Linked DNA regions of Mus musculus: all the other regions are linked to region 6. A link is a loop called in an ENCODE intact Hi-C map of the cell type or tissue named here. Cell type or tissue: heart. All regions are shown on one strand. Region 1 overlaps Parva (parvin, alpha). Region 2 holds the start of Tead1 (TEA domain family member 1). Region 3 overlaps 4930543E12Rik (RIKEN cDNA 4930543E12 gene). Region 4 overlaps Parva (parvin, alpha). Region 5 overlaps Parva (parvin, alpha). Region 6 overlaps Micalcl (MICAL C-terminal like).

Region 1 (4,000 bases), 170 kb before region 6:
GATATTCAGACGTGGAGAGAGAGAGAGAGAGAGAGAGAGAGAGAGAGAGAGAGCTTGACCACGTGCTGTGTGTCACATACAGCGTAGACAATCCAGCTGGGTGAAAAATTCTCATCTGGTTCCTCTCTGAAAAGAATACATCTCACATCTCATCCCTTTGCCCGGAAAGCTTTGGGTCTCTGGAGCTGTCACCAACCTGTGTCTCCAGTTCTGTGACCTCCAAGTTCAGTTTATTCAGATGCTTGTTCACGAACGTGATGAGGGTCTGAAAGAGAAATGCAAAGGTACCAACCTAGATGTGTAACAGTGCCCTGGGGTCACAGGGAGAGGCCCTGGCTCTTCGTTAGGCAGCCCATGTGACATACAGGGTTTTGGCTGAAAGGGACAAGGGAGCCCTGAGAGACAGGATCACAGGTAGAATATCTGATTTGGGGTCAGTGGGGGCAGAAGCGGAATTGAGAAGAGAGCAAGAGACAGAATGGCCCTCTGGGTCCCTCTTGTTGATCCCTGCTTTGGTACCGCCTCCTGTGCCCAGGGGGAGGAAGGCTTCTGTGTGAGGAGCAGGGTCAGTGTAAGCAAGAAGACAGGGTAGGGACCCTGCTGAGAGAAGATTGATCCTGGATGACTAGCCATTGTCAGAGAGAGGGAAAAGATGTCCAGGACACCCCACATGCAAGCTGGGACTTCCTCACATACTGTGGGGCCCTATCTCTTCTGCCCCTACACATCATAGACCCACCTTCTTCACCACATTGAGTTTGTCTGGTGCATGGTCAAACAGCGTGTCAAAGGCATCACGTTCTGAAATGGAAACACACACCATGCAGTGAAGCACGTAGCTGGTTACCATGGGGAATCGCTGGCCAGTTCTTACCAGGGCCCTTGTCTGTGTGTCTGTCAGGCGACATGTTTCTAAGCAGAATGACCCTGGCTTGGTCTTTTCTCCTCACGCCCATCCCTCCATATCCCAATGCAGGCACAATTCTAAAGTGTTTCTGACATCTCTAGTCATGAGTCATCCAAGTACCAAACTGTTTGGGCTAATTTTCGAAACAATTACGCCCGTAGGGGCAGAAGTAAGGAGACAGTCCAGTGCCTTCCAGGACAGAATAAGAGGCTCTCTCTGGGGGGCTCCTAAGTCTGTCAACCTCCCTGTGCCTCAGTTTCCCTTTCTACAAAACATCATCTGAAAGATAAGCTTTCCTCAGGTGCATAGTAGGTATGAAAACGTGTGTTCCATAGATTACAACATTGTCCTCCCAGTGCAGTTTTTAGTAGAGTAGAACTATTTCATGAGGTAAGCAGAATGAGGCTGACAGAACAGAGCCAAGCCATGCTCTGGGCAGGGAGATTCCTAGAACCAGAGGTGACCTAGTGGAAGGGCACGAGGGCAGTTCCAGAAGCAAGCAGGCTTGGGGAAGGACTGTAACCCAAAGCCAGACTTTTCCATTTGGGCACTAATGGGCAAAGCTAAGACTGCTAGGAAGGTGTGTGTGTGTGTGTGTGTGTGTGTGTGTCTGTCTGTCTGTCTGTCTGTCTGTCTGTCTGTCTGTCTATGCATGAGCATGTGTAAGTTCTGGGAGATGGGTTCCATAATAGGAACTAAGAGGGAGTGTGTTCAAATATCTCTTCCTAAACTACCAGGCACAGGGTAAGTCTGCCCTACTGGGGCCAGACCTGTGCTGATGAGTGAGTGTTCTTCATGTCACTAAGCTGTCCCTCCCCACCTAGCCAGTGTGTCCCAAGCTGGGACAGAGACACATTAGACAACAGAAACAAGTAGCTTCACCGAGACCACAGAAGCTAGACAAGCTCATGACACTCACCATGCCTTCCGGAAAGGGCCCTGGAAGAAAAGAAGAAAGAATTCACTTATGTGGTAGGCTTGAGTTTGGGGTTAGCCTGGGCTACTTGAGACAACATATTGCTGGCTTTGGGATGGCTCCCTTTCCTGTGAGGGCTGCACCTTCCCTAGTTGTGCGAACCTGGCCTTGGTCAAGTTACAAAAGCTACCTTCTCTGGCATTTGATCCCATGCTGTCTCTAATTACTCCCCAGAGACTCTTATGCCATGTCAGGAAGATTACTGGTGTTAGTGCAAGATCTGCTACAGCAATGCTTAAATGCTCCTTCTTCCCTGTAGCCCCGACAGACACAGGAGCAGAGGCTTAAGACACCTTGCCAGGAGCTCTGAGCAGCCTGTGAGAAGTTTCACTGTCCAGGTTCTGTGGCTGACTGCCTGCAGGTCAGCTTTGTCTTGCTCCTGGCCATCCTGTGATGCCCCCAAATGACAATTGTCACTGCTCCAGGACAGTGTCTCAGAGAGGACAGGAACCTGAACTTCACTCTTTGGCAAAGAAACAGTCATGTTCTTTGAGCGTAAGCAGCAGAGACAGGTCACAGGACACACCCGTTTTAGATGCTGTGGGACTTCAGGCAAGCTCTTGAACCTCTCTGGTCTGTGGATCTTTTAATTTCTAAGATGAAAATAATGTGTGCTCCGAGCATTCGGCATCTAGAAAGATTTTATTATAATTTCTAGTGCACTGCAAATGTCCTAAATATTAAAACAAATATTACAGTGTGTGTGTATGTGTGTGTGTGTGTGTGTGTGTGTATGGGTGCGTGCATGTAAGTGTGTGTGCGTGTGTCTGTGTGCATGTGTAAGTCAGAGACAACTTGCAGGAGTTGGTTCTTTCCTTCTGCCATGTGGATCCTGAGGAAGTGAACTCAGGCTTGGGAGCAAGCACCTTTGCCTGCTGAGCCATCTTGCTGACCTCATTCTTTTCTTAGTACATTGCTAGTTCTTATGACTGTTAGGATATGCTTATTCACTTGCGTATCTAACACCCACTAAGTGACTATTTGTGTATGGTTTTCCTATACAGAATGGTGATGCTGTAGAAGCCAGCTAGATGAACTAGCCTTCAGTTTCTTTCTTTGCCCTGGGGTGGAGGACACGCCTGCTGCACCCGAATACAGAAAAGACTTGCACAAACTGCACTGGGCTGTCCTTATGAAAGCTTCACTCATGTTTTTGTGGCAGAGAAACGGGGACCATAAAACCCTAATGCACAGCTGAAAAGACTCTTCTAGAATCTTAACTGTCCCTACCCCCCAAGCCCGGCAGTTTCTTCCAGGACACTTCCCTGCTTGGTCTGTTCTCTTTTCCAGAAGATGAGACAGTGGGCACAAAGCATCCCTCATGGGACAGGAGATCCAGGTAGGACAGTGAAGCTGGACCTGAGGTGGCTTTGCCTCTTAACCCTCAAAGTCATGCCAAAGGCATTTGACATCCTGCCAGCCATGTGACTACTGGTGACTAGGGTGGGACCTGGGAGAGATGGGGTGGCTTCATGATGGAGTCTCCACAAGTCATATAACAGGTGTAGTGGGAAGGGCCATTCTCTACCTCTACCCACTGCTGGGCCTTTTTGAAATCACTATGGTCACCATAGCCACAGATCTGACTCATGTTGCTCTTGGTTAGAGAGTGCTTGAGTGGAGACCAGAGGCCAGCGTCCAGTGGTTTTGAGACGGAATCTCTTACTGTATCAGGAGCTTCCTGATTTGGCTGGGTTGCTTAGCCCAGGAGCTCCAGGAGCCTCCCATCTCTGCCTCCCCAGTGGTGGGAGAAAAGGTGCACACAGCTGTGTCTGGCCTTTAACACGGATGCTGGGGAGCTGAACTCGGGTCTTCAGGCATGCTTGGGTGGCAAGCACTTTGTCAATGGAACCATCTTCCCACCCTCATGGCAAACCTTTTTCTAGTTCCTCATTTTTAAAATTCTAAAAACAAATAGGATAACCAAACAAATCAAAACTCAAAAGTCACCTGTAAAGTAGAGAGGGCTTTCTGAGTCATGTCTCGTGACCAAATAAATAGGATTTAAGAAGGAAAGTGGGGAAAAAGTCATCTTTTTGAAGTTTAACAATTCAGATCGGCCTCATGTCTACCAAAGGAGATGATTTCATGCTCGTTAGCTTTTGGCAGGGGGTGGG
Region 2 (4,000 bases), 280 kb before region 6:
AGATTAGAAAAATACGCCTTTCCTCCTTAAAATCATCAATTTAAAACCTTGCTGTTGACAAAGGTTCAGCTAAACGCATTTGTCTTTCCGGAGTCGTGCTGTAACTGGGTCTACTGTTTCCTTCTAAAGAGGAAAGATTCTTACCAAAGTTGGATCTAAGTCTGGCCCTTATAAGCATTCAGATGCGCTTGGGCCCAAAGATCCTGCTATTCACAGAAAAGCGCAGACTCCGCTGAAAGGCGGAAGCCCCTGGCACAGTCTGTACAGCCTGAGGACTATTCCCAGCCTCAGTCTCAAGGCAGATTAGCCCCCACCCAAGAGCTCAGGCTTGCACAGACAAGCTACCCCTTGGCTCCGGGTAGATCGAGTCTCCCTAACGGGAAGGATCTGTCCACCCGGGGAACCACCTGCAGGCACTCGGCACACTCTAAGCCACCAGACCACCTAAACTAACAACGAATCCAGGCCACAGGGCGTAAAGGAGACTGCGATTCTGTTACTTGGCATTATCTGTAGGAATTGAAATATTTTCCATTCACTATTTTGAAATATGATCGTATTTACAGACCTTTTTGTTCCAAGGACCTCGGCTCCTTTCAAATGGCGCTATTTTAAAACCCCGGCCTTTCTACACTACCGATTCCTGGAATATCTGTCTGTAAGTTTCCAGCGCTGAGATCAATTTGCATTTCTGTAAATCACAGACAGCTTCTAAGAACTTAACAAGCCTCCTGAGAAACGCTGGTGGCTGGTATTTCATTGTTTCATAAATATTTTTATACGGGTGACACCATTCAACTTAAAATAAATCTTTAAAAAGGAAGACGATTAAGACCGAGGAAAATTAGTCTGGCTTTTATTTTCACGGGAAGAAGATAAGTGAAGTGTGAGCCCCACTTCTTAAAATGTAGCTTTGATTATTTTAAAAAATGCATTAAAAAAGAAAAAGGAAACTCCTAGAAGTTGAACTTTCTTTCAAACGGGCCTCTAGACTTTGAAAACAAGTGGTGCTTTCGCGAACAAAGGCTAAAAGTGTCCCCAGATTTTTTTTGGGGTCCTCCTGGGGATCGTATCTCCTCCAATAAACAAACAAATCCCCCAGTATTTCCTACCGAGGGGAAGTTTTCCAGGGAGAGTCTACTCCCGGGTTTGGTGGTAAGTGCGACTCAGTCTTTTTTGGACACAATGTTTCTGCTGACTCCTGAAAATTTTCCACTTGAATGTGCACTGGAGCGGCGGCGGCGGCGGCGGCAGCTCTGGAGAGGCGGCAAGAGCGAGAGAGCCCTCTTTCATCTCCCGGGAGGAGGAGCCCGGATCGGCGCGGACCCCGAAGGGGCCGGGCGCCGGGGGAGTCACCGGGCTGCAGGCTCTAAGCTGCGCGCCGAACGCTCTCCCACCCGCGATCGCGCCAAACTCGGCGCTTCCCAGGCAAGGAGCGAGGTGCGCGGGAGAGGGACGCTGGAGAGAGGGGCGCGCAGAAAGGCGAGCGGGGCCGCCTGTTGCCGCGCAGGGTTGCGGCCCAACTTGCAGGGCGGCGGGGCCGCTCCCCTCTTGGAGCCGCACACAAAGCGCCGATCGCGGTGACGCCTAGACAGCCCGCGCCCCCGAGTCCGCCCCGCGCGCAACTTACCACGGCAGCCCGAGCGGGCGCGGCAAACTTCGGGGCGCTGGGCCGCCGCCCCCGCGTTACTCCAGCCGGTACTCCCTGCGGTACTCCCGCGCCGGGCAGCCCCAACCCGGCCTCGCCGGCTCCCGGGACGGGCAGGGCGCGCCGGGGCAGCTGCCCGCGCTCCGGCGACGCTGCGCGCTGGGGGGTCAGCGCATGGCCTGCGCCCCGCCGCGGCCGCCCCGGGCCCGGGCCCCGGCGCGCGGACTCCCCGCGAGCTGGAAGCGAGTGTGCGAAGTGCTGGGGGGCGCCCGCGGCGGGCGGCGGGGCCGCGGAGGCTCGGCTCGGCTCGGGCGGCGCGGCGCGGCGCGAGCGATGCGAAGAATGTGCGGAATGAGGACAGGAATGAAATGAACGCCAGGACCGAACTCGCTCCGGAGGGGTGGGGCCTCGGTGACGTCATGCCGCCGGGTCCTGGATGGGGCGGGGCCTGCCGCCGCGGTGACGTCATGGTGTGGGGCGGGACGCGTGGGGCGGGACTTGGCGCCCACGGGGGAGCGAGCCGCGCGCGATGGCGGGGGCTCAGGGCTTTGTGCGGTCCGAGGCGGGGCGGCCGGATACTAGGAATGCCGGGTGTGCGCCCTCCGCCTGCTGTGCCTCAGTTTACCCCCTCCTGGTTTGCACAGGCAACGACGCTCCCAGGCTGGAAGGGAGGTTGCTCTTCAGGAAACTGAGGCCGGAGTGGGCGGCTTCCCCAGCCCGCCACTCCTCCTCTAGCCGTTTCGCTTTACCCAAGTTCGGGGTGCTCGCGCAAATTCTGGGCTTTGCGAACTCCGGGTTGGAGCGTCACGGAGTCCTCGCCCGCCTCCTGCCCTGTCTTTCTAGAAGTGAAGCTCACTCGTGCTGCGAGTTGAGTCTACAGAAATCCTGCACCCGGTTAAATAAAATAAATAAAGTCTTGCCTGGCTGCAAAAAGCAGCTTTGTGCCGTCCCTTTATGGAGAAAGTGAGAATCAATCATAAAAGGTTTGAACTCTTTTTGGAGTGGACGGCGCCTCAGTACTTGAGAAACTCCGGTAAAGTTAACGGAGGCTGGGACAGACATGCTGGCAGTTTGGGCCGGTAGCAGTCCGTAGTTTCCCAGAAAGGAGCCGGCCCTTCCCGCACCGGGACTTCCTTCTTTCAGCTCTGGCTTCAGAACAAACTAATGGCGCCTGTTTTGTGCCCGAGGATTCCTGGAGTGTGCATAACTCAGGAAAGCCAATGGGACTCACTGAGCGCGTTTGATCGGAAACAACGATTACCAGTGCGTTTTAAAGGCAGAAATATCTTTCTCTAATGCATTTTTAAAATTATACGTCAAGAGAATTGAAGACTCCCATGCCGTTGTAAAAAGTAATACAGAGACATTCTTTGTTCGCTTCACTCAGCTCTTCCCCACGCCTGTCAACCAAAATTATATCCCAGCCAGGGTATTAATTTTCGAGCAGATTTTCCAGATCAACTTGTACACATCACTGTGTATTTTTTTAATTCTATACATTCTATAATTTCTCACCTGTGTAGATGTCCACCGCAATCAGGTACAAATGTGTATTATTTCCAGTTACTATGCAGTAATGTGACAGGTTGACAGTAAGAACTTCACACACCCGAGCAGAGTATTAGAAAATACACGACGATTTTTCCCTTTAAAACTCTGGCAGGTGTATGTCTCTTTTCCAGATAGCCTTCCATTAACACCAGCGAATAAGACAGAGGGCAGAAAACGCCAGAAGCAGTTAAAAGCACTTGCTGCTCTGCAGAGGACCAGGCTCCTGTCAGGTTCCCCACATGGTCGCTTTCAACAGTCTGTAACTCCAGTTCCAGGAGCACCAGGCACAAACATGGTGTACACGTGCAGGTAAAACATTTGTAAACATAAATAAATAAGAGATTTTTATGTCTGGTAGCAGGGCGAGCCTACCAGTGGGTACATTTCTAAACCAGTATTTATCTTGCCCATGACAGGCCAGTTACCCTTCAGACTCCAGTTGCTCCTGACAATTTGGTGTTCTCTCATTTCTACTAAGCTAAGAATCCTTGGCCAAACTTCCAAAGCTAATCATGATATGCTATAACTCCTCGGCCTGTACGTTCTACAGCTTATTTCCATCAAAACACATATTCTTTGATATGTATGCTAAAAACCTTTTCTCCAAGGAAGCCTGTTCAGCTGGAGCCGGACACAGTAGCAATATAATCCCAGCATTCAGGAGGCTGAGGCAGGAGGATTGGTGAGAGTTTGAGGAAATCCTGAACTAAAGAATTGGATCCTCTCTGGAAGAGGAGAAGGGAGACAAAAAAAGAAAAGGGGGGGGGACTGGGGGGTGGGGACCTGATTAACTAGATGTCT
Region 3 (4,000 bases), 730 kb before region 6:
TCTGCCAAGCAACAGACTGGCTCCCTCCCTCCCTTCCTTCTGGCCTGGGGTGGTAGTGATTCCCTTGCCTGATAAAGTCCAGGTTTATCATTATGCTTTGGATATTTCAATAACCATTCTTGTGGTCTCTTTCTTACTTACTAAGGGCCTAACAACTGTTCTGTTCTTTGCTGATAACCTGTAGCCTCCTTGATTAGTAGATTTGACCATCCTGAGGGTTGAGCCAGATTTTAAACCAGAGTTGTTTTTGTTTTCTTTTGTTTTGCTTTGTTTTCTTTAAAAACAAAAACAAAAATAAAGGAGAGCACTGAGATTCTAGATTAAGACAAGGAATTAGCCCCGCTGGGGAATCCACTGGTCAGAGCTCTAACCCGCCACTCCACACTGCTTGTCATTAACCTAGTTGCCTGTGTCCTGTTCCCCACCCTGATGCTTTTGCATAGGAACAGCCCTTGCATCATGCCACGGAAGTGCCCAGTAGTAGCTGGGAAAGTCCCTGCTGTCCCAGCCAGCAGATGTGTTTGGAAGATGACTGCACTCAGAGATCTGATATCACAACAGGAAGGTTGTTCTCATGAGACCCAGTTGGGGATTTGGAGAGAAAGTTCCCTTGGAAAAAAATTTGCATATATTGTACTTCCATTCCAACAGTGTGACTGACAGTTACGAAGCACGAAGTGAAGTGCTAGACAATAAATAAGGATATTGCATCCACTATGATATGACCTGACATTGTTCCGGGGTGAAATGTTTCAAATACATAGCAATCAAAGACCACAAACTATGAGCCTAGAACACCACAGCTGGCTTGAATGACTCCTTTAGCGATCCATGGCTTTCCCAGAGGCCTAGGCACACCAGGAGTCTCCTGTGATCACCACTAACCCTAGGACGTGTTCTGTCAGGCTGTGCCAGATTTCCTCTGTCAATCTCATAGCATCTGGAAACAATGGAAGGTTTCTATGAAGCTCCTTTGAATTCCTACAGCAACACCAGTGCCTAGTGTTTAAAAATTCACTCCCTTGAGGCCTTGTAGCTTAGCCTGGTGATTTTTTTTTTTATACCAAGCAGTTGCCTGATAAAATCTCACTCCCATGGAACCAGACGATAACCTAGAGATAGTTAGGCAACTGGACACAGAAACACACAGGTATAATATATATATTTTTAAATTTTCACTTTTTTTTATGTGTAGGGGTATTTGCCTGTATCAGTGTCTATAGTGCACAGTGCCTATGCAGGCCAGAAGAGGGAATTGGATTCCCCTGGGACTAGAGTTACAGCAGGTAATGAGCTGCCACGTGGGCGCTCGGCCTGAATCCGGCTCCTCTGGAAGAACAACTCATAGGTTTAACCACTGAGCCATCTCTCCAGCTCCTAATCGTAGCATTTGAGAGACTTAGGCAGAACAAACACAACTCTGAAAGCAGCCTAGGCTATGTAGTGAAGCCTTATCTAAAGAAAAGAAGAAAGAAAAAGGATAGCTTAGTGGGTAAAGGTGCTTCTCAAACAACTCTGACGACCCGAGTTCAACTCCCAGAACCCATATAAAGGAGAAAGGAGACAGTGGCTCCTAAAAGTTGACCTCTGACTTCCACCCTTGTACTGTAGGATGCACACACACACACAGAGACACCTTATACATCATACACACAAAATAAAAATTTTAACTTTAAATTAAAAAAAAAAAGAAAAGGAGAAATTGCCATTCAATGTCCACTCCTGTGCACACTGAGAAGCCATGGCCGCAGTGTTCATTTGACCAGGAAAAAAACGACTACACCTACAAAGTCTGATTCCCTAAGTTAGCATTTGAGTGGTTCTCTTGCCTTCAGGATGTGCTGTGGCAATATTGAACATTTGTATTTGCACGTGCGTCTGTGTGGCTTTCTGCAACAAGGAGAGCAACATGCACTGTAACTACTTAGACATTGCCGGAAGTCAAGCAAGTCGGAGGCAAGGAGACAGAGAGGAACCGATGTGGGCTTTAGTGTTAGGCAGGACCAGAGTTGCAGAACATTATCATTTCTGTGTCCTCAACGCTTGGTTGAGGGTTGTTACAGTCTTCCTCTAATCTGAAACGGAAGCAGAAGCATTTTTTGCCCAATAGGATTATGGTACTATTCAGTGGAAATCAAGATGCTGCATTCTGCCTGTTGCCTGACACACTGAAGGTGCTCAATGAAGTTCTTGTCATCCACTTGAAACAAACGTGGATGGTGACTGCGTTTACCGTGAAGACCAGCAGAGGGCAGGGCAGACCTCACAAAGCTGTGTGTGAAACACTGGTTCTCAAATCCACTTTCAAGAGGAATTCCTGAGATATCTTCCTTAAACGCTTCTCATGAAAGATGGCTCTATCACGACCTCTAATATCTTCATAGAAACTGGTGCCTTCCTCTTAGGCAAGGATCCAGAGAAGGTATTGGGCAATATTTAACCAGGGACTTCCAGCACCTTAACAGCCTTTTAACATAGCTGTTCCCAGTATGAAGTTGTGGGTCTGTCTTATAGAAGGGGGGGGGGGGGCACAAGATAAGAGGCAGTATTTTAGAGTTGATTGGCTGCAACTCAACACTTCATAAAAAGCTGAGACAATGTGAAGTTTTTTTAAGTGGTTATTTTGAAGTCATTTCAAGTGTTAATAAAGCTTGTTTGAAATCCTGCACAATGGTTAAGTTAGGGAGGTTACTGCAGTACCACTTTTATAAACTGTAACTCACGGACGACTAAAATCCTCCCCCATCCTCCCTGTGTGGTGTCCCACTTCTCCCCCCACCCTCCCGTGGCTTGCTTAAGAGAAGACAGGACCTTTCTGAGTACAGCGGTAGTAAACCACTCACAGCAAGAGAAGTAAGCGATGGTGAAAAGTATTCACAGCAGTGACTCAAAGAGGACGCTTCGCACATCAGCTTCAGGTGTGTGAAGCTCAGCAGGTAAAGGCTGGCTGCCCAGCCTTCCAAGCAGCTGTTCTGAACCTGTGGGTCTCCACCCCTTTGGGGTGGCAGGACCCTTTCACAAGGGTTGCATATCAGATGGTTCCATTATGATTCATAACAATAGCAAAATTATAGTTAGGAAGTAACAGTGAAAAATATTTTTATAGTTAGCGGTCACCCCATGAGGTTGTATTAAAGGGTCATTGGGAAGTTGAGATACACTTAGTCAGATCGTCAGGTTCCAGATGGCAGGAGGAAAGAGCCAAGTCTGCAGGTTGTCCTCAGACTTCCATATGTGTGCCATACACACATATGCACACACATATGCAAACATACACATACACACACGCACCCCTAAACCCATTATGTTTCCACTTGTAGAAATAATGAAGAAACAAATCTACCAACTTATGTGGGACTCACATACAGACAGCAACAACCCCCCTCCCCCAAGGTTTGACAATGTTGGAATCCAGACACAGTTTCTAAAGCTGACAGAAACAGCAGCCCGGTATCCCCACCCTTCTGTGAGTGCTGGATAAGCTCCATATAAAGTAGCCCTTGAGGTTGCTTGGTCTAAAAGTCCAGTGTTTTAGCCACCACTCTTGCTGGCTTGCAAGTGTTGGATGGATCTGTGACAAAGATATGGTTCAAATGACACTTTAAAGGCTGTGGCTTAATGTATTCTAATGACATGGAAATCTGACTCTGGGAACACAAAAGCTCACCGAGTGCTAGTCACCCAGTTGTGGCAAATGCAGAGTCTGCTGACAAGGAAGACTTTCTATCAATAACATTGGAGGTGACAGGAAAGAACAATTGGATTTTTTTTTTTACCTTTCAACAAATCCAATTAGCCCTGAACTGATAAATTATGAAAACTCCCATTATGCACTGGTGTGATTGAGAGCTGTGTGTTGGGAGTATGCGTGTTCCTCGAAGCTCCTTGCAGCAGCATTATGAGATTATTATCATGTGCGATGAACTATAAATCAATGTGTCAGCCCCTTCCTTGATAACGCTTTGCTATTACAAAAATGTCAGCTGAGGGCTGGCGGGAT
Region 4 (4,000 bases), 160 kb before region 6:
GCGTGTGAGATAGGGAGGAGAAGAAGGAGGAGGACGAGATCTTAAAGGACAGGGGAGAAGAGAGGGAATGGGATGCATGTGACATGAAAACAGAATGAGGTACTATCTGGGCTGAGGAAGGAGTGAGCAAGAGGGGGCAGGAAGGAGGGAGAGAGCAGTGGGTGAGGAGGAGGAGTTAGAGCTGATGAGTGACACAAAGGTATGAAAGGGCACAGCATCATAACTCTGTACTTTGCATGCTAACTTAAAATAATGAAAAAGATGGAAAAGCTATTCCATTTGTGTGTCTGTGCCCGCAATGTGGACAGCTACCCACGGTGCAGGCATCCCCCGGCATGTTGAAAGACATCCCCTTAGGATACAGGGAGATTCCTATCTATACATGCATCCATGTGTATTCATATGTGAGAAAACAAAAAGCATGTTCTAGACACTCTTTATTACACACACAGACACCCACAGATGGACAAACACACACCTTGCAGTAATACTCCAAAATTTTCAGGGCCCATCTCTAGGTAGGCAGCTGTGGAGGCCTCGTACACAGGCTCAGTCAGTGCACAGCCTGGCTCTGCAAGTGGCTCTCTGAATCAGATTCCTGGCTCCCCTGTCATCACTCTGTAGGCAGGGCAGCAGTGCTCCTTCAGGGGACATGGACTGTACCAGTCACCCTTCCTTGCTCTGGGGAAGCGATAGCGGAAGACGCTAGACTTCCTGACCCTGGTATAAACATTTGTAGTGTCATACCTCCTCTGTGCCTTGATTTCCCCATCTGGGAGATGAGGGTGGTGGAAAGAATTACCTGAGCTGGGTGAGCGAGTGCTGAGAGGATTGAAATGGACATTGATATTTCAATGTTTTTATACACTGGCATTTTCTAAATTTTCAATAGTAAAAAAATACTGTTCATGAACAGGAAAGAAAGAAATCCCTAAAGTCCTAGATCAAAGACCTTGGTAACTCAGCAGCCTGTCCCTGCCACCCTTGTCCTGAGCATAAAGGCGACACCGTGTCCCCAAACGCACAGTCAGGCCCGATTAGAGAGAAAGGAGAGAACTTCTCCCTGTGAGTTGTGCCTGCTCTGTTCCTTCTAGAACACACTGCTTCTTCTTGTAAACAAGATCCAGCTCTTCTTGATGCCCTGAGGCATCACAGGGAGCAGCCAAGAGAATAATTATCTCTTTTGACCCGCTAATCCATCTCCATTCTGGAGATCCAGCCAGGGAGACTAATTCACAAGAAGTAAACAGAGAGACAGCAAAGACATCCAACTAAATCCCTCTGATATTAGCAGCCAGCTTGCAAAGTGTGTGTGTGTGTGTGTGTGTGTGTGTGTGTGTGTGTGTGTATGCGTGCTGTATATGTGTGAGGCCAGAGGTCAATATCAGGCGATCAAGTGTTTTCCTCAATGCTCCATCCACTTTGTATTTTTGAGACAGCATCTCTCACTGAACCTGGAGTTCAGTGACTCACTTAGCCAGGGTTGGCCAGAGAATTCCAGAGCTCTCCTGTCTCTGCCTCATGAGCACTGAAATTACAGGTAAGTGGCACTACTCTGAGCTTTTAAGTTTTTAAAAATAAATGGGCACTGGGGCTCTATCCAAGGCTTGCGAGGCAAGCACTTTACCCAGTAAGTCATATGCTCGGCCTCATGTCTCCTTTTCTGACCATGATTTAATTTCCCAGGTACACAGGGAAATAGGGCTCCTTAGCAGGGCAGCCTCTGGGGCCTAAAGCCAGGTCCTGTCCTCAACCCTCAGGTGACTTTGGGTAAGCAGAGAATGCCCTGTTCCCAGCTTATCACACTGTTCTATGCCAGCAGTGGTATAATTATGCTGAAGGAGGTAGTGGGTGTTTTGGCTCCAATGGCAGATGTCAGAAATGAGGACAGAAGACAGCTCCTGGCAGCTATGAGGTCACTGGTGGGGGAGGAGGATTCTAATACTTAGATCCAAACACGGTCTAACCATTTTATTCTCACTGTAAAAAAAAAACATGCATTTGTTTATTTACAAAGAGAAAAATCAGAAAACTCCCTGATTAGGGATTGGCTGTCATTGCTAGTGTCATGTGACCCATTCATTTACTGTTGAATCTGACTTTGGGTTTCTATCAGATGCCAAGGCATCTTGAGGCTGCAAAAGAATGAATGTTCCCTGGGCTGGGGAGATGACCCAGAGGTTCAGAGCACTAGTTGCTCTTCCAGAGGACTGAGGTTTGATTCCCACTACCCACACAACAGCTCACAACTGTTTGTGAGCTCCAGTCCCAGGGGAGCTGACACCTTCTTTTAGCCTTTGTGGGCTCTATATCAGACAAAACACCTATGCATATTGCATATAAAAATATTAAAAAAGAATAAATGGTTCTATATTTTTCTGAAATCTTTGAGCTCTACTACCTGTGAAAGGTGGAACTTAAAAAGTCCTGTACTAGGTAGGGGTGGAAAGATGGTTCAGTCTGTAAAGGTGCTTGCTGTATAGCCTGGCGAATGACTGTCAACTTGACATGACCTAGAATCAGATTCACCTGGGAAGAGAGTCTCAGTAAAAGATTGGTTGCACTGGATTGGCCTCTGTGTCTGTAAGCTAACTGATGTAATAGAAATGTGGCAGAGGTTACCCATCCCATTTATAAGACTTAAAATGGATTCCCCCACTTAGGAGTTAAAAATTATGTCTTCAAACCTAGGAAAGGAAATGATCTGCCTTCACTGTAAGTGACCTCATAGCCGCAAGACTACCCAGTACGGGGGCCACCATTCCCTAGGCAGGGGTGCTGAACTCTGCAAGTGGAGAAGAACTCAAGCCGAGTAGAAGCAGTCAAGCAAATGAATCCATGTACAGCAACAGGAGAGAACTGACTCTATAAAGTTGTATCCTGATATGTACCATGGCATGAACATTCCCCCTTCCCTGCTATGTGTCAGTCAGTCTGTCTGTCTGTCTGTCTGTCTGTCTATCTCTCTAGTAAATAAAACATTAAAACAAACCCTTTCTAGTGCTTGGTATCTGTACTCCTTCTGAGGAGCAGGGTAGAAGTGACAGGGTGTGGGCAGAACTGAAGCCTCACTCTTGGCCTCTCAGCTGTTTGGACCTGTGACCCTCAGCTTCCCCAAGTTCCTACATGCTGGAGACAGCACGGCTCTCAGCAGGCTGTGTGGGCCTCGGAAGTGCCTTCCGGAACACATCATTTCCTTACCAAGCTGACCTGAAAGCCTTCCAGACAAAGGAACACAGACCTGGACATTTTATTATTATTTCCACCCCCAAGGGTTTGTATGATAGGCTATCTTTCCTGTCAAAGGTTATTTCTCAAAGAGAAATGACTTGGCGTCCCAGGTGACAGTTTAGGAATGGTGGGGGACCCTTAGGGGCTAGTGTCGTTGCACAGTCCTCCTCTCCTAACTCACAGTCCACGTTCCACTTGATGCTCCTGGGAGGAAGCTTCAGGGTCTCATTGATCTTCTCCAGCACAGTCTGTAGCTTCTGTTTCTGGGCGATCTCCGACTGCGTAACCTCGGCCACGTTGAGCTTCTCACTCTCCAGTTTCTCTGCAGTGGGAAGGGAAAAGAGCAGCTGTTATCCTGGGTCACAGAAAACCTAAGTTGTGCCTATTCTTTCACGCGTTCACCTATGACAACACACAATGACCACATCTCTACAGTAAAGCCTAGGACTGTTCTGGGGTCCCACCCCACATAATCAAATCTGGGGGTGTTTGAGTGTCCGGTCAAAAATGGCCGGGTGTTTGCAATCCTATGCAATCCTTTTGTATGCTTTAGGCGTCTCTGTATTATTCAAATACCTTATACAATATAAAGGCCATTATATACTGTCATTTTATATTGCTTATAGAATCATGACAAGAAAAGTACGGATATTTTCAGTATGGATGTGATTTTTATTCAAAGATTTTAATTTACGGTCCATTCTAATTCCATTTTTTGTTGCTGTGATAAAATAACCCCCTCCCCCCAAAAAAACCCAACCCAGTAGAG
Region 5 (4,000 bases), 65 kb before region 6:
ACGGTGATTTTTCCCCCTGTTTTATTTTCACATTTGAAGCTAAGATGGTTGTGGTGGTGGAGGATCCTCGGCTGTGTCCAGGGAAGGAAGGACACGGGTTTTGGAGTGAGCAATCTGGCAGGCTCAGCGTGAATCACAGACTGGTTGCGGGCACTGGGCCCTATTGAGATTTGCCGGTGATGCGTCCAGAGAGAGGAGGAGAAACAAGCAAGAGAGAACCAACTTCCCTAAAAGGAGAAAGCAAGAGGCCTTGTGTAGGACCCCTTGGATCCAGCCACAACCAATCAAATGTATCCACGGCTGAGCCCCAAATGTACGCCTGGAACAGGCTGGGCTGGCCCTCTGCAGACCGGCCTGACAGCTAGTCAAGGGAAAACAACCGCAGCACAGGAGGCGAAGCAGCTGGCTGGGGCCCTGGCTAAGGGAGGGGAAAGGCTTAGAGGGAGTTTCCTGAGAGCTGAAAAGAGCTAGGGTGTTTCACACAGGAGGCTTGGAAGCTAAATCTTGAATCCCAGGCAGAACAAAGGAGATCCCACATCAGTCTGAGGGCCATCCAATCCCTGATCCACAGTCCCTGGACCATACTGACTAAGGGTCCTGGGACTGCATATCCAACCACGCTCCCTGAATTTTGTAGCTTCCCCTGGTCTCCATGGTCAGTTAAAATCAGGACTCAGTGTGCCACCTGGAAAAATGCTTGCTATCTGCATTCCTCGAAGCTAGGGACATGTCAGCAAGTCCAGTCACTCCTCCAAAGGCATGATATCATTCCACATAGCCTGGCAAGCAATCTCTCTAAAGAGACTTCCTCCTCTTCCTCTTCCTCTTCCTCCTCCTCCTCTTCCTCCTCCTCCTCCTCCTCTTTCCTTTTGAAACAGGTTCTCATGATGGAGTCCTATCTAGCCTAGAACTCACTATGTAGACCAGGCTGGTGTTGAACTCACAGAGATCTGCTTCTGCCTCCCAAGTGCTAAGATTTAAAACACTCACTACACCTGGAAAAAAAACCAGACTTACAATTTCTCAGCCAAAGGTTATAACAGAATGTGCTACAGTTAAGGATATTTGGTACAAAAATGTTGTTTGTATTCCTCTTTCTGCTGCAACCAATTACCACATATTTAGTGGCTTAAAACAACGCACATTCATTATTTCACAATGGTGGAGGTCAGAAGTCACAATAGGTCTCACTGGGCTGGAGTCAGGACGTCAGCAGGCCCATGTTCTCTTCTGGAGGCTCTGAGGAGAATCTCTGCCCTTCCCTTTTTCAGGTGCTGGTGGCCTCCAACATGGCTTGGCTCATGGCTCCTCACCCTGTGTTTACAGTCTGTCCTGTCACATATCTCTGACCTCTCGTCCCTGGCCACACCTCCCTGTAGCTCTCAGGTCCCTCTCCTCCACTTTTAAGGTCCCTTGCCAGTGTGGGCACACACACCTGATGATTCAAAATCATTTCTATTTCTACAGTCACTCGATTGATTACCTTAATGATAATTTGACTTTTACTGTTAATTTCTCATCATCATGAAAGGCCCTAGGGATTAATATGTGGAATTTGGAGGGGCCATTACTTACTGGACTGCCCTAGCTTCTCATAACCCATGAAAAACATTGAAAAGAAGAATTAGAAGATTGAGGTCGGGTGTGGTGGTGTATTCCTTTTACCCCAGTACTTGGGAGGCAGAGGCAGGTAGATTTCTGTGAGTTCAAGGTCAGCATGGTCTATATATATTGAGTTCCAGGACAACCAGAGCTCTGTAAAGAAAAGAAAACTAAAAGATTGATCTGATTCTTGGTGTCACAGTTTTCAGCCCATGGCAGGAGCTCCATCACTCTGTGTAAGGAGAGCGCCTCCTGACAGCTGCTGACCACGTGGCAGAGGGAGAGCTGGGGAGAGGACCCTCTCCAAAGACTCAACAGTGGCTTAATTCCTCCAACTAGGTCTGATTCTCAACAGTCTATTAGGCTATGAACTTAAGTGTAGACTCACACACTGATGAAGACAGGACTCCCATGGTTCAATCACACCTCAACAGCACCACCAGCTGGAGAGCAAACCTTCAACCCATAAGCTTTTAAGGGTGTTTAATCCTATCTGCCACCTACCACACTCTCGTCTTCTTAAAAACAAATCATAGTATTTATTTGTTTGTTTATCCATCTATTTATTTGTGAGTGTGTGTGCATGTGTGCACACACATGTTTGCCAAGGTGCACATGTGGAAGTCAGAGGACTCAGTTTCTCTCTCTTTTTGATCATGTGGTTCCAGGGGTAGAGAGATTTATAGGCAAGCACCTCTCCTTGAGCCAGCTTTCAGGCCCCACAACTGACCATGTCAAGTCAAATTACAGGAGGTAATAATCCTGTCTCCAAAAAGAAAAACAAAACAAAAATCCCCATTTCATCAAACATGGACAGTAACTATTTAATTTTAGACAAAGTCAATGAAGTGGACACCTCTAATCTTCAGAGCACAACACTCCCCTGCTCAGACCCTACACTGGCTTTTCTGTGTCCTTGAAAAGATTCCTAAAAGCTCCTTTTAGACTTTAGTACCTCACCTCTCACTAGTCTTCTAGCACCTCCACGTTGTTGCTTTTGGGGTCCTGGAAATCATGTGTCTGTGCCTGGAGCATTTGGGACATTCATCTTCATGATTCTCTGTGGTGGTCTGAATATGCTTGGTCCATGAGGTGGCACTATTAGGAGGTGTGGCCTTGTTGGAGGAAATATGTCACTGTGGGGGTGGGCTTTGAGGTCCTCCTCCTAGCTACTTGAGGATGCTCAGTCTTCTAGCAGCCTTCAGATGAAGATGTAGAACTCTCAGCTCCTCCTGCACCATGCCCACCTGGGTGCTACCATGCTCCTACATTGATGATAATGGACTGAACCTGTGAACCTGTAAGCTAGCCTTAATTAAATGTTGTCCTCATAAGAGTTGCCTTGGTCATGGTGTCTGTTCACAGCAGTAAAACCCTAACTAAGACATTCTCATAGAACAGTCCTGACCCTTTAGGTCTTGGGTCACATCCTCAGAGAGGACTTCTTTAGCCCTTCTGTCTGGTCACCTGTATGCTCCCCAGCAAGCCACGGCTACTCACAACTCCAATCATGTGTTTGATACTGCTGATCTCATCTACGAGGCCCAGATACCTGTCTATCCTGTTCAAAGCCGTATGCCTCACTCCTAAAAATAAGACTTGGTATGTAGTTGGTGCCCTATAAATGTTTGTAAAAAGAACAAATATGAAATGTAGAAGTGAGAAGGGACATGGCCAGCTTTCCAGAGTCTCTCACTTAAAACATAGGAACCATGCCTGACTTCTGAATTTTAAAAATCACATTAGTATTTCTTTTGTATGTTTACGTAGGGGCACAAACGTGCTATGTCACTCATGTGGAGGTCAGAGGACAATTTGCTGGAGTCAGTTCTCTCTTTCCACCATATGTATCAAACTCAGATCATCAGGCCTGGAGGCAAACACCTTTACCCTCCATCAGACACCTCGCTGGCCCCATGCTCTGCAGACATGCTCTGTATCATCTTATTTCTGTCAGAGGACATGGCTGTGAGAAGAAGAGAAGAAAGGATGATGGGCCCGGCTCCGAGCAGTCCTCTGCTCTGGGCGTGCGGAGGGAGAAAAAGTGATAGAGCAGAGCCCAGCTCATCACTGAATCCAGCAGAATCCATGCGGTCTGTGTGCTCAGCCTGAAGGCGGAGGAAAAGGACAGGATGTGGTCACTGCAAACCAGGAATTCTCAATCAAGTTTGGAAAACCAATTCAAAACAAGAGCCAGAGATGCAGGGTTCACTGCTGAGGCACGGGGAGCTGCAAGACCAGGTGTGCTCAGGAGAGGATGACAGAGGGTGAGCACAGGAGGGGATGCGCCGAGCCTAAAGCAAAGGGAAGATACAAGTTAGAAAGACAACTGGCAGAAGAAGCGAGCTGGGGGAGGGGGCTCCGGGGAAGAATGCACACTTCATCTTAAATCATTGTT
Region 6 (4,000 bases):
TTACACCAGATAACTACACATGTGAGAGACCCAACAAACAAACAAACAAACACCCTCATAGCGTACGTTTATGATTTGTGCTGGGCTGCATTTCTAGCTGTCCTTGGGCTCCTGCAGTCCATGGGCCTTAAACCGGATACACCTGTGTCTTTAGGATAACCACTGAAGCTGTGACAGAGGGGACATGTAACACATGGCTACTGATATCTGTGAATGAGGCTGTCTTCTGTGCAGTGTGAGCATATGCATGTGTGTGTCTTTTCTAAGTGTGCAAAGCACAAGGTTTAAACATCTTATGCCTGGGCCTCTCCTGTGACTCTACAAGAGAATTGTGTGCAGCTCAGAACCCCACACTGAGCGGACTGTACAACCCACTCATTTACTGCTTGGTATAAAGGCTGCTGTGCTCTTTATCCTGGCTTCCTAGCTATGGCACTAGCTTTGCTATGTTATTGAAACCCACTGTGTCATACCCTGGGACCTGGGGCCTCTTGTGCCACCATGATGCTGCTCCTGCTGTTCGTGGTATAAAGAAGCACAAGTTCTGTTCATTGGAAGCATTGGACTTCAGCAATGCCTTCGATGGATTTGGGAAAAATCAGGCCAAAATATTTGCTTGCTTCAGTAATTTTGGATTTGAGCGACTCCTGGAAAGGCTCTGTAAGGGCCCAGTTCTTTTCTGACAATATTCTATTTGAATACAGGGTTAACATTACCTTTGGCTCCAACCCTATGGTCCACCTGTACTGGACAATTGCGGAGATCTCATTCCTCCCTTGAGCTGCTTCCTCAGAAATCGACCACACGGGACAGCTGGCAAGGAGTGTAACCTTGGACTCGATGCTTTTCCATTCAGAGACTAACAGAGATTATCTAAAGGGCATCTGCTCCCCAGACCCCATTCCCAAATGATGGCGAACTGTCAACAGGCAGTCCTCCACACCACAGGCTTTGTCTGCTTGTCGATCTGTTTCAGTCAGTTGCTATTGTGCTGGGAGTGACAATAAGAATCTACTCTGGGGACAGGAGGGTCGGCTCGGTAGGTAAGAGCACTTGCTGTTTGGTGACCGGCAACTCACAACTGCCTAGGACTTCAGCCCCAGCAAATCTAATTCTCGCTTTTGGCCTCCATAGGTACCTATGCACACACACACACACACACACACACACACACACACACACACACATCTCTAAAACAACAACAACCACCAAACAGGCCAGCTGGTGAGATGTCACTTGCTCCAAGCTTGATAACCTGATTTGATCCTAAGAAGCCATATGGTAGAAGGAGAGAACAAACTTCTACAAGTTGCCCTCTGTGTGCCATGACAGGCCATGGCATGTGAGTCACGAACACACATGAAATTATAAGTACATCAATGTAACATGAAATTTCAGAATCTACATGAAGTTATTCCTCCTCTTTTCCCGCTTTCCTTCTCTTTCCTTTCCTTCTTTGTGAGACAGGTTTAGTTCAAGGCTGGCCTTGAACTTCTCATCCTCTTGCCTCAGCCTCCTGAGAGGATTTCAGGCTTGAGCCACTAAGCATGACTTCCTTCAAGATCCATATATGGTCAAACATGTGAAATCTGTGGCCTATATGCATGTAGAAATCAGCTTAAACTCATCTGGAGGAGAGAGTTAGTTATAAATGTACGTGAATGAATGGATAAACAGATGGACTCGAGCTAAGAGAAGACCAGCCACCTGGCTGGGTTTTATAAGGATGGAGAGAAACTCAAAACAAAAGAGAAGAATCCATCCTTGTGAAGTTCTAAGATGTGATAGGCCCATTAATCAAGTGCTTCACTTAAAGGTGTGTGTGTGTGTGTGTGTGTGTGTGTGTGTGTGTGTATGTGTGTACTGGGACTTGGGGCTCACTAATATGACTGAACTGTCTGGTTAGCCAGCCCCAGGGTCCTCTTGCCTCTACTTCCTCAGCATCAGGATTGGGCTGCCACATCAAGGGTTTTATGCGAATGTGGGGATTGAACTCTGGGCCTCATCTTCTCTTCCCTGCTCCGCCATTATCATTTCCTCTTTCATCTATCTCTACCATCTCTAGAAGGCAGGTTGATTTATTAGTCCCATTTTACAGATGGGAAAATTTGAGAGATTAGAAACTGCAGAATGCTGATGACGTCAAGTTGCATTCGGGGACTCCTGACTCATCTCTGTGCTCCGTCCAGAATCCCACACTGGCACATAAGGCAGGAAACTGGCATTTCTTGGGTTCCTCGGCAACAAAGATGAAAACCACAGAGTAGCAGACAAATTGTTTCTCTCTTCCTGGCTGGGAGAGCCATTAAATCATTCATAATGTGTGTGCTGCTGCCCTCTGCTGGCAGCCTCCAGCATCTACATTGTCTTTGCTAGCCTTGTGAAGGAGAAACTGCTGGCTGAAGTGGAGGCTGTGGGAGATGGACCTTGCTCACCCGGCTTCCCCGGGAATAAACCTTTCATCCTTTGAGGCCCCTCTTCTTTTGCATTTGATTTCGCCTGTCTGCAGATGTGGAAAGAAGGATGAGACTTCACCAGACTACCTAGATCCGCATGGTAGTCTTTTGCAGGGGCATACTGTGTGATTCCAGCATTTAACACTGTCTAGTGTCTCAACCCAAACAGTTCCAAATAGGTGACAAAGTCAGGTCTGACTGTCCACAGGTGGGACTCAGGGCATCCAGGTCACTGAGTATGTGTGTGTGTGATTTAGACACAGGGAACCACAGGAGTTCTGTGTTGCCTGGGCCAAGATACCTGCCACACGCATAGACATCCAGTGTGTCCTGATTTGTCATCTGGGTGGATGGTTAGCTCTCTGCTTCACTTTGTTTCCTTTTCCTGAAAAAATTGGGGCAGGAGGACCCTATGCTGGGGTTGGGGTGGGAGCAACTCATTTCTGACTGTTGGGGAACAAAAAAAATTAAAAGAAAGCCAAAATTGTTGTCATGACAATGGTGAGCTCATTTCGCTCAGACGTCAGGGTCCTTGGCCTGCACCCCCCACCCTGCTCCCCTGCACAGTCCTCTAATTCAATGGGCCTGATGAATAACTCCCAGGCACAAAAGACCCTTTCAGGCTATCCCCAGTCATTATAGAGGGGCCTCGCCTAACTGTCGCAGCCCACTCCTTGTTTGCAGGCCTGCCTCTAAATTTGGTTATTCACAACCTTGATCATTCAATATTATTGCCTAACTGTGATCATTGTCTAATTATCCTAATAATACCTATTAAATAATTCTCATTAAATCACTTGAATGGGAGCAGCAGAGGCCAGCTCAAATACAACTTAACCCAATAAAGTATTGGTCATTCGCTGAGCAGCAAGGCAATCTCTTCAAGGGACTATATAGACTATCGAACCACAGAGGGATATGCCTATTACCAACTGTATGTTAGCAAGTCTTCGTTTTGATGGCCTGGTTAATAAAGTTTCCTCTTGGTTTCCTCTGGGGCTGGCCTCTGTGACCTGACTTTTATGTATGTATGTATGTAAGTATGTATGTATGTTTGTATGTATGTATGTATGTATTTATCTCTAGACCCTTGTTGGTTTCCATCTGTCACCTTCACAAGGACATTGGTGAGAAATTACCTATAAACCTAACAGGGTAGTTAGTTTACTGGGGATAGAAAGGGAACAAACAGAATCCATCTTTTGGCTGGTCAGATTCGCCTTTGACAACACTGAAAGCTGGCCTCCTTTCTGTAGGTATGGCTCCACATAGCTTCCCTTTGGAGACTGGAGGAGATACTCAGAACAAGCTTCAAATATCTACTGTTTATAATTTAAAGTTTCTGGCTGTGAATGGGTATTTCCTTTAAAGTGTCTTGTGTGGACAAGAATGTTCTGTAGAATATTAGTAGCGTTTGTTGACCATCTTCATGTATGGGCTGGCACTTGAATTCTCAAAATGACCTGGCACAGTGAAGGTTAGCTCACTTTTCTGGTGAGGGATCTACGAGGTTGAGTGAGTGATTTTCCAAGGACTATGTCCAC

What was found. Hi-C counts contacts between places; a loop is a spot of excess contacts. Peaks named below come from ENCODE experiments on the same cell type or tissue, not always from the same donor. Only the 100,000 strongest peaks of a DNase experiment are listed, where the experiment ranks them.
Region 1: a loop joins it to region 6, with 2.2 times the contacts of the local background. A loop is called at or near these places in 3 of 42 quality-filtered maps.
Region 2: it touches region 6 in a loop (2.9-fold over the local background); 10 of 42 quality-filtered maps call a loop at or near these places.
Region 3: it touches region 6 in a loop (8-fold over the local background); 12 of 42 quality-filtered maps call a loop at or near these places.
Region 4: it touches region 6 in a loop (2.3-fold over the local background); 4 of 42 quality-filtered maps call a loop at or near these places.
Region 5: it touches region 6 in a loop (5-fold over the local background); 12 of 42 quality-filtered maps call a loop at or near these places.

What each region holds. Positions count from the first base shown.
Region 1 is chr7:112,573,201-112,577,200 of GRCm38, reverse strand. It overlaps Parva (parvin, alpha), which reads right to left. Exons shown (of 13, transcript NM_020606.5): 8 at 1,827-1,846; 9 at 740-801; 10 at 197-265. Among named protein-coding and RNA genes, the nearest start is that of Parvaos, 40 kb to the right of the region's middle. In heart, no CTCF peak of the experiment used is centred here; no DNase peak of the experiment used is centred here.
Region 2 is chr7:112,677,357-112,681,356 of GRCm38, reverse strand. It overlaps Tead1 (TEA domain family member 1), which reads right to left and starts at 2,001. Exons shown (of 13, transcript NM_009346.4): 1 at 1,631-2,001. In heart, a CTCF peak has its summit at 2,496; DNase peaks (open chromatin) are centred at 326, 1,306, 2,096 and 2,766; H3K4me3 peaks cover 3,215 bases; H3K27ac peaks cover 3,620 bases.
Region 3 is chr7:113,130,604-113,134,603 of GRCm38, reverse strand. The region is part of intron 2 of 4930543E12Rik (RIKEN cDNA 4930543E12 gene); the gene reads left to right. Among named protein-coding and RNA genes, the nearest start is that of 4930543E12Rik, 9.4 kb to the left of the region's middle. In heart, a CTCF peak has its summit at 2,238 (motif pointing right); DNase peaks (open chromatin) are centred at 423 and 2,240; H3K27me3 peaks cover 70 bases.
Region 4 is chr7:112,559,482-112,563,481 of GRCm38, reverse strand. Parva (parvin, alpha) reads right to left here. Exons shown (of 13, transcript NM_020606.5): 5 at 3,413-3,553. Among named protein-coding and RNA genes, the nearest start is that of Parvaos, 26 kb to the right of the region's middle. In heart, no CTCF peak of the experiment used is centred here; a DNase peak (open chromatin) is centred at 1,781.
Region 5 is chr7:112,464,159-112,468,158 of GRCm38, reverse strand. All of the region lies in intron 1 of Parva (parvin, alpha), which reads right to left. It overlaps Gm45998 (a long non-coding RNA gene), which reads right to left. Exons shown (of 2, transcript XR_001778261.2): 2 at 2,250-3,896. Among named protein-coding and RNA genes, the nearest start is that of Gm45998, 15 kb to the right of the region's middle. In heart, a CTCF peak has its summit at 2,060; a DNase peak (open chromatin) is centred at 318; H3K27ac peaks cover 1,700 bases.
Region 6 is chr7:112,398,664-112,402,663 of GRCm38, reverse strand. The region is part of intron 7 of Micalcl (MICAL C-terminal like); the gene reads right to left. The region is part of intron 1 of Gm51494 (a long non-coding RNA gene); the gene reads left to right. Among named protein-coding and RNA genes, the nearest start is that of Gm51494, 14 kb to the left of the region's middle. In heart, no CTCF peak of the experiment used is centred here; a DNase peak (open chromatin) is centred at 2,333; H3K27ac peaks cover 516 bases.